Linked DNA regions of Homo sapiens: region 2 is linked to region 1. Evidence: read pairs that join two places in POLR2A ChIA-PET (ENCODE). Cell type or tissue: Caco-2. All regions are shown on one strand. Each heading gives the region's core, and the rest is flanking DNA. Links, peaks and the distances in the headings are about the cores only. Region 1 overlaps AKAP6 (A-kinase anchoring protein 6). Region 2 overlaps AKAP6 (A-kinase anchoring protein 6).

Region 1 (5,384 bases), core at 136-5,135:
CCAGGCAAGGGGATCCCAGTTTAGTTTGGTAACACTTACGGAAAATCCCTCCCTATTATTTTAGCACTGTGATTCAGAAAGATCTTCAACTTGCGGCCCGGTGTCTGAAGGTTTTAATCTTTATCTGACACAAGTCAAATATGACTAGATAAAATTCGATGGGAAACAGGGCTAAAATCCAGTAGGAGACTTGCATTCTATACAAAAATCTTATTGCAATATATCTTTGAGGATAATGCACACAAGGAAAGTTCAACTTAAACCTCTTCCAGATCCTACTTCGCTGTTTACTTATGTCCAAGTAGGGTCTGAGATGACTTTGGGGGCTTCCAAATAAGGAGGCACTATGCATTTCTCCCCAAGCCTCTCAACTCAGTAAGGAAGTGCTTCTATATAGATCCATCCTCCTTGCCTAGCCTTCTATGGATAAAGATTTTTAAAACTAATCATTATAAAAACTTTAAGAGCATGAGGTCAGAATTTTTGTCACTTGTGTTTACTGCTATGCCAAGAATAGTTTGACATATGGTAGGCATTAAATATTTGTTGAATTGATAAATATAAGGTCCTAGAAAATATATCACAAAAATATGTTTAAGAACAATATATTGTTTATTTCTGCATATAAACATGAAAATTTAAAGGTACCAAATAGATAATAATTATAATATTATACAAGTACTGCTAGTTAAAAATGTACTTAAAACATTTTTATGAGTAGTTAAAAGAGCTGAAGGCCAGGCGCAGTGGCTCACGCCTGTAATCCCAGCACTTTGGGAGGCCGAGGCGGGCGGATCATGAGGTCAGGAGATCGAGACCATCCTGGCTAACATGGTGAAACCCCTTCTCTACTAAAAAAAAAATACAAAAAAATTAGCCGGGCGTGGTGGCGGGCGCCTGTAGTCCCAGCTACTTGGGAGGCTGTGGCAGGAGAATGGCATGAACCCAGGAGACGGAGCTTGCAGTGAGCAGAGATAAGCCACTGCACTCCAGCCTGGGTGACACAGCGAGACTCCGTCTCAAAAAAAAAAAAAAAAAAGAGCTGAAAATGATTTCTGTCTGCAGACTCTGCTCATCAGATTAAGATGTAAGGATGCAGGTGAGCAGGTTGGTTGCATGCCAGTGCTGCAAAGAGAAGCTGGTTTTGCTCGATCTTCCACATTGACAGAATTCATAGCATGCCTTTTTGGAAGCTTTGCTCTGCATAGAATTGTCAATATGCACCTGCCATCAGTCCTTCAAGACATCTTGCCCAAAATATCACCTTTAAAATAAGAACCCACAACAAAAACTAACATTCACTAAAAAGGATTAATGGAGGGGATGCCTGAATCAGCTGTAGCCAATGTGAAGGTAGAATGGTGTTGTAAATAAGAGAGCAGAAGGCTTTAGAGATGCCCTGAACATCAGCCTTAGCATTATTATTATAATAACAACTGTGGGTCTTTGGAAGAGAAGCTTAACCTCTGTGCCTCAGTTTCCTGTGTTGTGTGTCAGGACTAGGACCCACATCACAGGATAAGGACAAAACATGATAGTGCATGCAAAGTATCTGACATATAGTAAGCGCTGAACAAAGGTTCACTGTGATTATTATACATCCATAAACCATTGAAAGTAAATTATAGACGAGTACTACACTGAGATGTACATTCCTTTGTATAAGGAATGTTCATCAGGCTGTAGCTCTACGTATGTATTTCCAGAGAGAACATTTAAAGAAATATACTTCCTGTGTCTCAAAAGTACAAAACTGAGAACAAATGTGCTACAGCTGTGGAAGTGAACATATGTACACCTCTCCCAAATGAATGGTAGGTTAGAATTTTCATCCGTTTTGCCAAGAAATTCATATAATTCCTATTCTCCAAAGCAAATAGCAAATAAACAAATTTATAGAAATTTAACAGAGAAATCTGGAATCAGAACAAATTTTGGAAAATGAGTGAAGTGCAAATATCAAACAATTTCTAAAATAAATGCAGGACCAAATGAACTGGAAACATATTCCATGAAGGAAACTTAAATCCTCATCCCCCTTGGGGAAAAGTGCTAGTTTCCTGCAAGATTCAATCCCTATTTCTTTAATGTGTGTGAACTATAAGCCAGCCCCACCTGGAATTTAGTTTGATTACAAATAAGTTTGTCAGATTGTTTACCTTGAAATCTTTCTTCTCTCCTAAAGAATTCTAAGAATGGTACTCGCAGTCACTCAGCTTTTTCATCAGAGAACTTGCTTGTATACAGATGTTGAACCATGTGAGACTACCATTCAATTGCCTTTGACCCACAAAAACAGCAATTTCATATGGTTCACTTATTCTACGTTGGATGGAAGTGGTCTAGGAAGATTTGAGGGGTTAAGGAAGTGGCTCCATAAAGAGAAGATATTTATTCCTTGTTAATGAATTTCACCTCCTCCAAGTTGTTGTGTCACAAAACGAAACACGTGTTGAGGAAGTAGAATCGCTTCATGTGGAAAGAATTAAATTCTCTTAGCATTGATGAAAAAAGACAGTGGGCTGGGCACCGTGGCTCACACCTGTAATCCCAGCACTTTGGGAGGCCGAGGCGGGTGGATCACCTGAGATCAGGAGTTTGAGACCAGCCTGGCCAACATAGTGAAACCCCGTTTCTACCAAAAATACAAAAATTAGCCAGGCACGGTGGTGCATGCCTGTAATCCCAGCTACTTGAGAGGCTGAGGCAGGAGAATCGCTTGAACCCAGGAGGTGGAGGCTGCAGTGAGCTGAGATCGTGCCACCGCACTCCAGCCTGGGTGACAGAGATCCTGTCCCAAAAAAAGAAAAAGAAAAAGAAAAAAAGACAGTGATGCTCACATTGAGAACAGCAGCAGATCCATGACCCAGCTGTATGAGGTGTCAAGGAAGTGTAACTATTAACCAAACGAAGAAAACAGTGGTGTCCTGCCCAATGTGCTGGGATGAAAGCCACATATGTGGTGGATGAACAAGTTATTCTGAGAAACAAGACCAGGCAGTTACCTACCATCTAAAGCACTAGAATGTCAGTCCCCCCGCACCTCCCGGTAATCCACACCCCTTCAAATGAACCTTGTCCTGGCAGGTTTACTAGAGTTGCAAAATGCTTGGATCTGCAGGAATGCAAGCAGCAAGCACCTCACCCCACTAATTTGGCATTTCAAGCTCTTCTTCCTTTCTCTCTTTCTGCTTTGGAATTTTCATTAGAGTATGACATTTGACTCATTCTGAGAGCAAACATTATATTTTCTGGCTTTTCTAATTTGAAAAACAGATGGTCTCCTCACTGGCCCTAGGGAAAAAAGAAAAACTTGTTTTAACAATTTCATCTGGCTTCTACTTCTCATTTTCTAGTTTTCAAACATGTAATTCTATTATTACCTGTTGTATGTGAGGCTGTGGGCAGCCTCTGAAGTAGTAGGCTTCCTGCACAGCACTATGTCTGAGGGCCACACCTCATTCTCTCCCATCTTCACTGCAGTCCCCATCCCCATTGCCCACAAAAAGCAAAGTAAAAAATAACTCTAAATTATCATCTATGTTATAAGTATTGCTTCAAAACTTGTGATAAGAAAGCTGTAGGTCAGTCTTAGAGAAAATACAAAAACACAGAAACTGTTTTTCACATTATAGCTCCAACATTCCACAGGGATTTATATTTAGGCAAATATGTGTGTTTGGGTGAGCTTCTGGGCTCAACTTTAATCATTCTGAGAGAGAAAGAATCCAACCAGTTTAAACTAGATTTTCACTCTTTGTAACCCATGTGGCATTCCAAACATTTCTAAGCATTAGGATTACATCATTTTCTCTTTTTTTTTCCTTTAATACAAACAGCCATTATATTCTATTTTCACGACCTTTAAGTTCCCAATATCAAATTACCCAGCTGTTGTTTCAATCTCTCTTAGTTGCTAAGAGATGGTGATGGTGGCAGACCAGACCGATTTTCTTCAACATAGAATTGCAAGCTGACATAAGAGGGAACTAAATTCAGCCAGAGCACAATGAGCCCAACAGTTGGCAGCCAGGCTGTGTGTCTTTTCCCAGCTGCAGGAGACAGTTGGTGCAGAGAACCTCGTTGCCATCTCCCTGCCAACATCACTGCCATGTTTTCATGCATTCTCCACAATGCCTCTCAGCAAAGAGGGGCATTGCCATTTGCATTACAGGGATCAGTCTGCTGTAATATCGCCTCTCCTAGAATTAAGTTCTGTGGCTAAAGACCATGATCTTTTCTGGGTCAAGCCATTCTTTAGTAATAATAGAGAAAACACTTCTATTGAATGCGGTGGACAGCATTTATACTTGCCCTCCTCCTACCCCACCTTATGATCAAGACACTTATTTACCCCACCTGCTAAGCAGTGTTGACTGCTTATTGCTCTCAGCTGAGACCCTCCCTGGGACTTGCCCTCAGCTGCCTCACCCAAGGTCATGCCCTTCCCTGGGAGCTTTCCACATCCCATGTCTGCTAAATGGGAGGAGGTATAAAGCCTGGGGGAAAAGGGGAGCCACTTTAGAGTTCTGGGTAGGAATACTGCCATCTCTGTCACAGCTGCAGTTCAACTCCTCTCTCTGGTTGATTTACTTCCCTCACCTCTCAGAGGTGCTTTTCCCAAGAACTCACCCCAATAAACCTCCAGCATGTAGATCTCAGAGCCTCAGAATCCGATTCCTGGGAACCCAAACTATGACAAAAAGTAAATTCTCAAACCTCTCTTTTATCTTAAGGAACAATCCACTAGGTTTCTGTGTGCTGAAGTCTGAAAGAAATCTCATAGGGACTATTTTTCTTGGTTTACTCACAATTGTGCCAGCACAAAAATCCTGACCCAGAATGCTTAACACGCTGCGTTATCTGTGCTTCCTTAGCACAGATAACACAGTGTCCAGTGTCTTATTAGCCAAACTCCAGTCTAGAAGCAATGTCAACAGAATTACTGTTAAAATGGAGGTGAGACAGATAATAAAAACAGTTTATACCATGGATGGAGGTACATGTCTCAATGAACAATAACTGTGCAATGAAGATATTAGCTATAGCCCTGGTGGGGGGTACAGGATTCCACCTACCCAAATTGGGTGAGAGAATGTTGAAAGGGTTTACAATGAAAATTGAGTAAATGTATAATACACTTAGGAGAAAAGACAATGGCCTATGAAACTAAGTCTCAGCTCTCGCCATGGACTTGGATTCCCCCACTGACAAGAAAGACTTAAACTATTAAAAGGTTCAGCCTGCTAATTCACAGTTTAGGAAGTAGCACTATGATCTTGCTTTTGGTCCACAATTTCTTATTACTACCACCGTCCATAAACGCATTACAGAACTGGTCATGGATCAGATGACTTCTACTATCTTTAGCTGTGTGACTATGA
Region 2 (5,384 bases), core at 78-5,077, 72 kb before region 1:
GGTTATTCTATCCATATGCACTATACCTTTATCCAGTGTCTAGCACAATGCTGGTCTCAGAGTAGTATTCGACAACGAATGGATGTAAAAAAAACAAAAAACAGAACAAAAAAAAATTAGGAGGAGTGCCCATGGCAGTTACATCAATATTCTCTATCCAGTCTGAATGGGTCCTGAACTCTTTCTTCTCTCCTATCTTATAGTTTCCCGGCGAAGGAGAAACTACAACCCCTTTCAGGGAGGCAACATGATACTATAGAAGAAAACTGGACTAAGAATCAGAAGACGTGAGTTTGCGTCTCAGCTTCCTACACAAAAGGTCTGTCTGGTTTGTCTGTCTCTGTCTCTGCCTGTCTGTCTGTCAGTCTGTCTATCTGTGTCTGTCTGTTTGTCTCTATCTAGCTACCTACCATCTCTTTATATCTATCTATCTATCTATCTATCTATCTATCTATCTATCTATCTATCTATCTATCTATTTTAGCTTGAGAAAAATCACTTAAGCTCATGGAGGCTGTTTCCATCTCTGTAAAGCGAGAATAATCTGGCATGGCCTGCTTCCTTCACAGGACAGCTGTGAAGATCAAGTAAAAAAAAAAAATGTATGGGCCACGCACAGTGGCTCACGCCTGTAATCCCAGCACTTTGGGATGCCAAGGCAGGCGGATCACCTGAGGTCAGGAGTTCGAGACTAGCCTGGCCAACATGGCGAAACCCCGTCTCTACTAAAAATACAAAAATTAGCTGGGCATGGTTGTGGGGGCCTATAATCCCAGCTACACGAGAGGCTGAGGCAGGGTAATCTCTTGAACCTGGGAGGTGGAGGTTGAAGTGAGCTGAGATGGTGCCATTCCACTCCAGCCTGGGCAACAGGAGCAAAACTCTGCTCAGAGGAAAAAAAAAAAAAAAAAAAAAGCATGTGGGAGAGCGTTGCATACCATAAAGTCATACACAAATTATATGTAGACAAGCATGGCCATTGATATGTCATCAAACAAGAAACCATTAACAATTATCAAGTCAGCTGGATCTACTTCCAATGGCCTCCTGAGGAAACGGCCATTACCACAGTAATCATAGTGAATCTCTTTGCCCAGATGCCTCTTAAAAGATCAAATAATTACTTATACTATGGAGCTCAGTCCTGAGATTTTTTTTTTTTTTTGAGACAGGGTCTCACTCTGTTGCCCAGGTTGGAGTGCAGTGGCATGACCACAACTCACTGCAGCCTCAACCTCCTCAGCTCAAGCAATCCTCCTGCCTCAGCCTCCTGAGTAGCTGGGACCACAGGTGTGTGCCACCGCTCCTGGCTAATATAGAGATGGGGTCTCCCTACATTGCCCAAGCCGTCGGTCCTGAGATTTTTGATAAGTCTGTCCTCAAACATTACGTCATATCTAGTAATTTGTTCAAAAGTACAGATTTAGCCAAAATGTCAACTTCACATCCCAGAGTCCATGGGTGGTACATGTATAGGTAATATGGTTATTAGCCAGAGTTCTCAAAGAGGAGGAAGAGTAAAGAAAAAAAAGATCCCTAATAAATTAGAAATGTCTGGTCTATTTCTACAAGAAGTTAACATTGGAGATGTGGAATGTATTCTGGAGTCAGAAGAAATGAATAAAAACACTCTGGGGTAACTGGAATAGTCTATGCATATATTCCTGAGCTACTTGTGTGTGCACAGCTATCATTCTATTTAATTTTGTATTAGATCCAAGGGGTTCCAGCATTCATCAGTAGTCATGATAGATTTGAACAATTTCAACAAAGAATTCTATACCAGGCAGGAGCACATCAAGCTAATGCACTGACAAGGGCAATTCCTAGTGATTCATACTCTTTGTCACATGCATTGATCATTGTGCTTTTTCTTTTCTTTCTTTGGAGAATCAGATTTATCAAAAATAGCCATACATTTTATAATAGAGTGTAGGAGTGTGACCTTCTCCCAGCAATACTTCCAAAACTCAAGTGAGAAATCATTCATGTTAAGAAAACCACCTTACCTCTATTTTTTCCCATATGGCTTCATAGTTGTCTTGGTGCTGAATATCTTGCATCAGTTTCTGAATTAAAGCTGATTTAGTGGCAGAATGGCTCTCATTTTTCTCAGAGGATGAAGCTCTTTCTGACTTCTCATCAGCATACTTTTTCATGCCAGCGAGAGGCATACTGGACTCCTCATCAGAAAGAATGTCACTCAGGGGCCCAGATTCAATGCTCTCCCCTAGTGAAGAGGCTATGTCACTAGATGAGCTTGGAGACACCCTGCCTAGCCTTGTATGCTTCTTTTTGACATGATAGGTTGGATAGATTTCAGAATCTGAATTCATTTCAGACAGTTCCCAGTCATCAATATTCTGGATGGTTTCTCCTCTGGGTTTCTGAGGCAGAAGCTTTGTTAGGTTTTCCAACTTCAAAGCCAATACTTCTGTCTGCTTAAGGTGAGAGGGCAGTGCTAGGTATTCATCAGAGCCATACCAGGCCTCCACAACCTCACCATTCCTAGTGACGTGACTTGGAGAGGAGGCTTGACCTTTTTTGCTTTTGTGTTTTGAAAGAAGTGGCACCGGAGACATGATGTTGTCTGAGCCAACAGAGGATTCACTGCTCTGAGTAAAAGCTGGTGAACTGGATGTTTCTGACTGCAATTGCAATTTGGCATTCCAACTTCTCTGATTACAAGGCTCAAGTGAGGATGTGGAAGCAGAATTTGTTTGTGGCCCCTCTATGGCCTTGGAAGTATAAGAAAGCTCTCCATTTGGCACTGCTGAGCTCTTTGTATTTTTAGCTTGTTTGCCTGAACCAGTCCCCCGTTTAGGTGTTCGGCATGGAGGCACCTCTTCTGAGGTCTTGTGTGGCTTTTTAAGTCGAGATTTCTCTTTATAGCAGTCGTTAAGCCTTCCCAGGCTGGAAGAAATTTCTTTAATGTGAAATTTGACTGTGTTTTCAAGGTTCCCATTCCCCACCTTGTGTAAACACTCATAAGACTGGCTGGCAGCAGAAGGGCTGTTGGGGTAAGAAGACTGCAATACCAGGCAAAGTTTGGATCTGTCAGGAGGATCTACTAGCGAAGGGGTGCTTCTGCTCATCTCAGGCTTTAGATCAACCATTTGCCTCTTTCCACCATTGCCTTTCAGATCATTCTTAAAAGTTTCCTCTTTAAGAAAAAGTCCTCTTTTTGGCAATGTAGGCTGCGTGGGAGAGTCCTCGTTATAATTAAAGCAATCTCTGATGGTTCGTTTGGGGGTTGCATTTTCACAAGGAACAGGCTGCTGATTCTTTGCATCATGATGGGAGGAGGAACTGGATTCTTGCTGCACAGTCTCAGAGGAGGGTTGAGCAGCATTTGTCAGAGCTTCTCCTGAAGATGATGACACCCCCAGTGTTAAGCCTGGTTGCTCTTCGACTGCAGAAGCATTGTCTTCCTCACATCCACCTTTGTCGTCTACTGAGAGAGATACTTGAGATACCTCCTCAGTAACTGCTTCACTGCCATTGGTAGAGATAGAGTCAGCAGCTACCGTAAGTAAACCAACACTTCGGATAAGCTCAGGAAACTCCTTTTCCATCTCACTGTAGCTCCAAGAGTCAAAGGGTTTGGTTTTGACTTGGCTAGAGGTCATGTCACCTAGCCCACTGAGCAAATCCTCACTTGGACTGTAGTCAGACAGTTCGAATGCAGTAATGCCACAATCCAGAGACAAGTAATTTTGAGAACATTTGATGGTTAATTGTCCTGAGTCATCCACTTCTGTTAGAGAATCAAGCCGGCCCTGAAACAGACAATGGCAATGGTTTCAGTAAATGCAACATCAATTACAACATCAGCTGCTATGTAAATGAAATTGCAGTACAGGGCACTATAAAGGTCAAATGTATTGGTCCCTATTGCTTGTGGTTTGACATACACAAAGGGATATTAATCAATTACCACATTGCTTTATATAGTATCTTGTTCTTAAACACCTGAAGATTTTTCACTAATCTGGAGTATACAGCCTTAACAGAAATGTCAAGAGCAAGCCAAAAAAATCCATTCTTGACTTAATTTTCAACTTAAAAATAATATATTATTCATTTAATAAGAATTTCATAAACAAAGCCTTAAGTAATACAATTTCTGGGATCAAAATAATGTAAAAGTAAAATCTCCACGAATGTCTGTTTTGCTTTTTGCTATCATTCCAGTACCTACCACAGTGGCTAACTCATGGTAGATGCTCAATAAATATTTTTAAGTAGAATAATTAATTATAATAAGCCAGTTGTGTTAAACATATATTGATGAATCAAAGGAAGGTAAACTACTGAATTTGCAAATACATAATAGTTCAAGACCAGTTTCTGTTTGGCCCCACCCTTTTGAAGGAGAAAATTAATGAATGTCCAAACTTTATCATTAGAGATAGCATCAGCTCCTCCCTCTGCATGTTTTTCTCCCCAAGTCCTGCTCCCACTGGTGTTTGCGAGCTGTTAAGTGCCCATCTTTCTTACTATTCATAATTCTGGATAGGCTGATTTGATTTAAAACTCCCTCACACTAAAAAAACAGCATTACGATTAACTATTTTTAATTTGTTAAATCTTTAATTCTGTAATTAAGGCTTTTGTCCCATTACTAATGCAGTTTCTGATTTCATACAACAAATGGGAAGATTTTCACTGATGATTTGTTTGGGGTAGAAGAGCCCTGGGAACTATCCTATTTTGCCTACTGGCTAAATAACAGACTGATCTAACCTAGCCCCCTTAGGAAATGAAAAAAGAAAACTGAAAAGTGAAGGGTTGTTACATCCCCAGATCTCCTTTTTTTCTGGAGGAAGAACTGTGGTGAGCCAATTGAAGCTGGATTCCATGTGGCTGCTGGACCCTGTGATCCTTTCAACCAGGTTTTCCCAGATCTGGCTTCTCCAGGATCTTATATCTGGTTTTACTGCTCATTTGTTTGTTTTTGTTTTTGGAATGTTCTCTCCCTTCAGACCTTCACCCTGCCTTTATCTCCTACTCCACTCACTCTCATTCCATAACATCTAGATAAACAGACAAAAAGCCTTATTTAACTTTTCTAAGCCTCAGAGTCCTCATCTATAAATGATGATGGTTGATTACTACAATTACTTTTTCATTTAATCCTTAAAATTTTCTTCTGCCGTCTGTACTATTGTCCCTTTCTTACATAAGAGTAGCTTGGACCAAAAGATGACACCGGCCCTGGATAGAGGCTGTCCCCAAAGTCTGTATTCTGCCCATTAGATATTACTTTAAACTGGCATGCCCCCACCTCCAATTCGTTTTCCACACTGCCACCAGAATAACCTACACAAATTGCAAATCTGTTACTTCTTTGTTTAAAGTCCTTTAGAAGCATCCTGTTGTTG

Evidence for each region. Peaks named below come from ENCODE experiments on the same cell type or tissue, not always from the same donor. Only the 100,000 strongest peaks of a DNase experiment are listed, where the experiment ranks them.
Region 2: POLR2A ChIA-PET joins it to region 1 with 16 read pairs; 4 of 35 experiments call an interaction of 5 or more read pairs at or near these places.

The regions. Positions count from the first base shown.
Region 1 is chr14:32,471,334-32,476,717 of GRCh38, reverse strand. The region is part of intron 2 of AKAP6 (A-kinase anchoring protein 6); the gene reads right to left. Among named protein-coding and RNA genes, the nearest start is that of AKAP6, 140 kb to the right of the region's middle. In Caco-2, for the core only: no CTCF peak of the experiment used is centred there; a DNase peak (open chromatin) is centred at 3,057.
Region 2 is chr14:32,543,625-32,549,008 of GRCh38, reverse strand. AKAP6 (A-kinase anchoring protein 6) reads right to left here. Exons shown (of 14, transcript NM_004274.5): 4 at 2,010-3,779. Among named protein-coding and RNA genes, the nearest start is that of AKAP6, 220 kb to the right of the region's middle. In Caco-2, for the core only: no CTCF peak of the experiment used is centred there; a DNase peak (open chromatin) is centred at 4,868.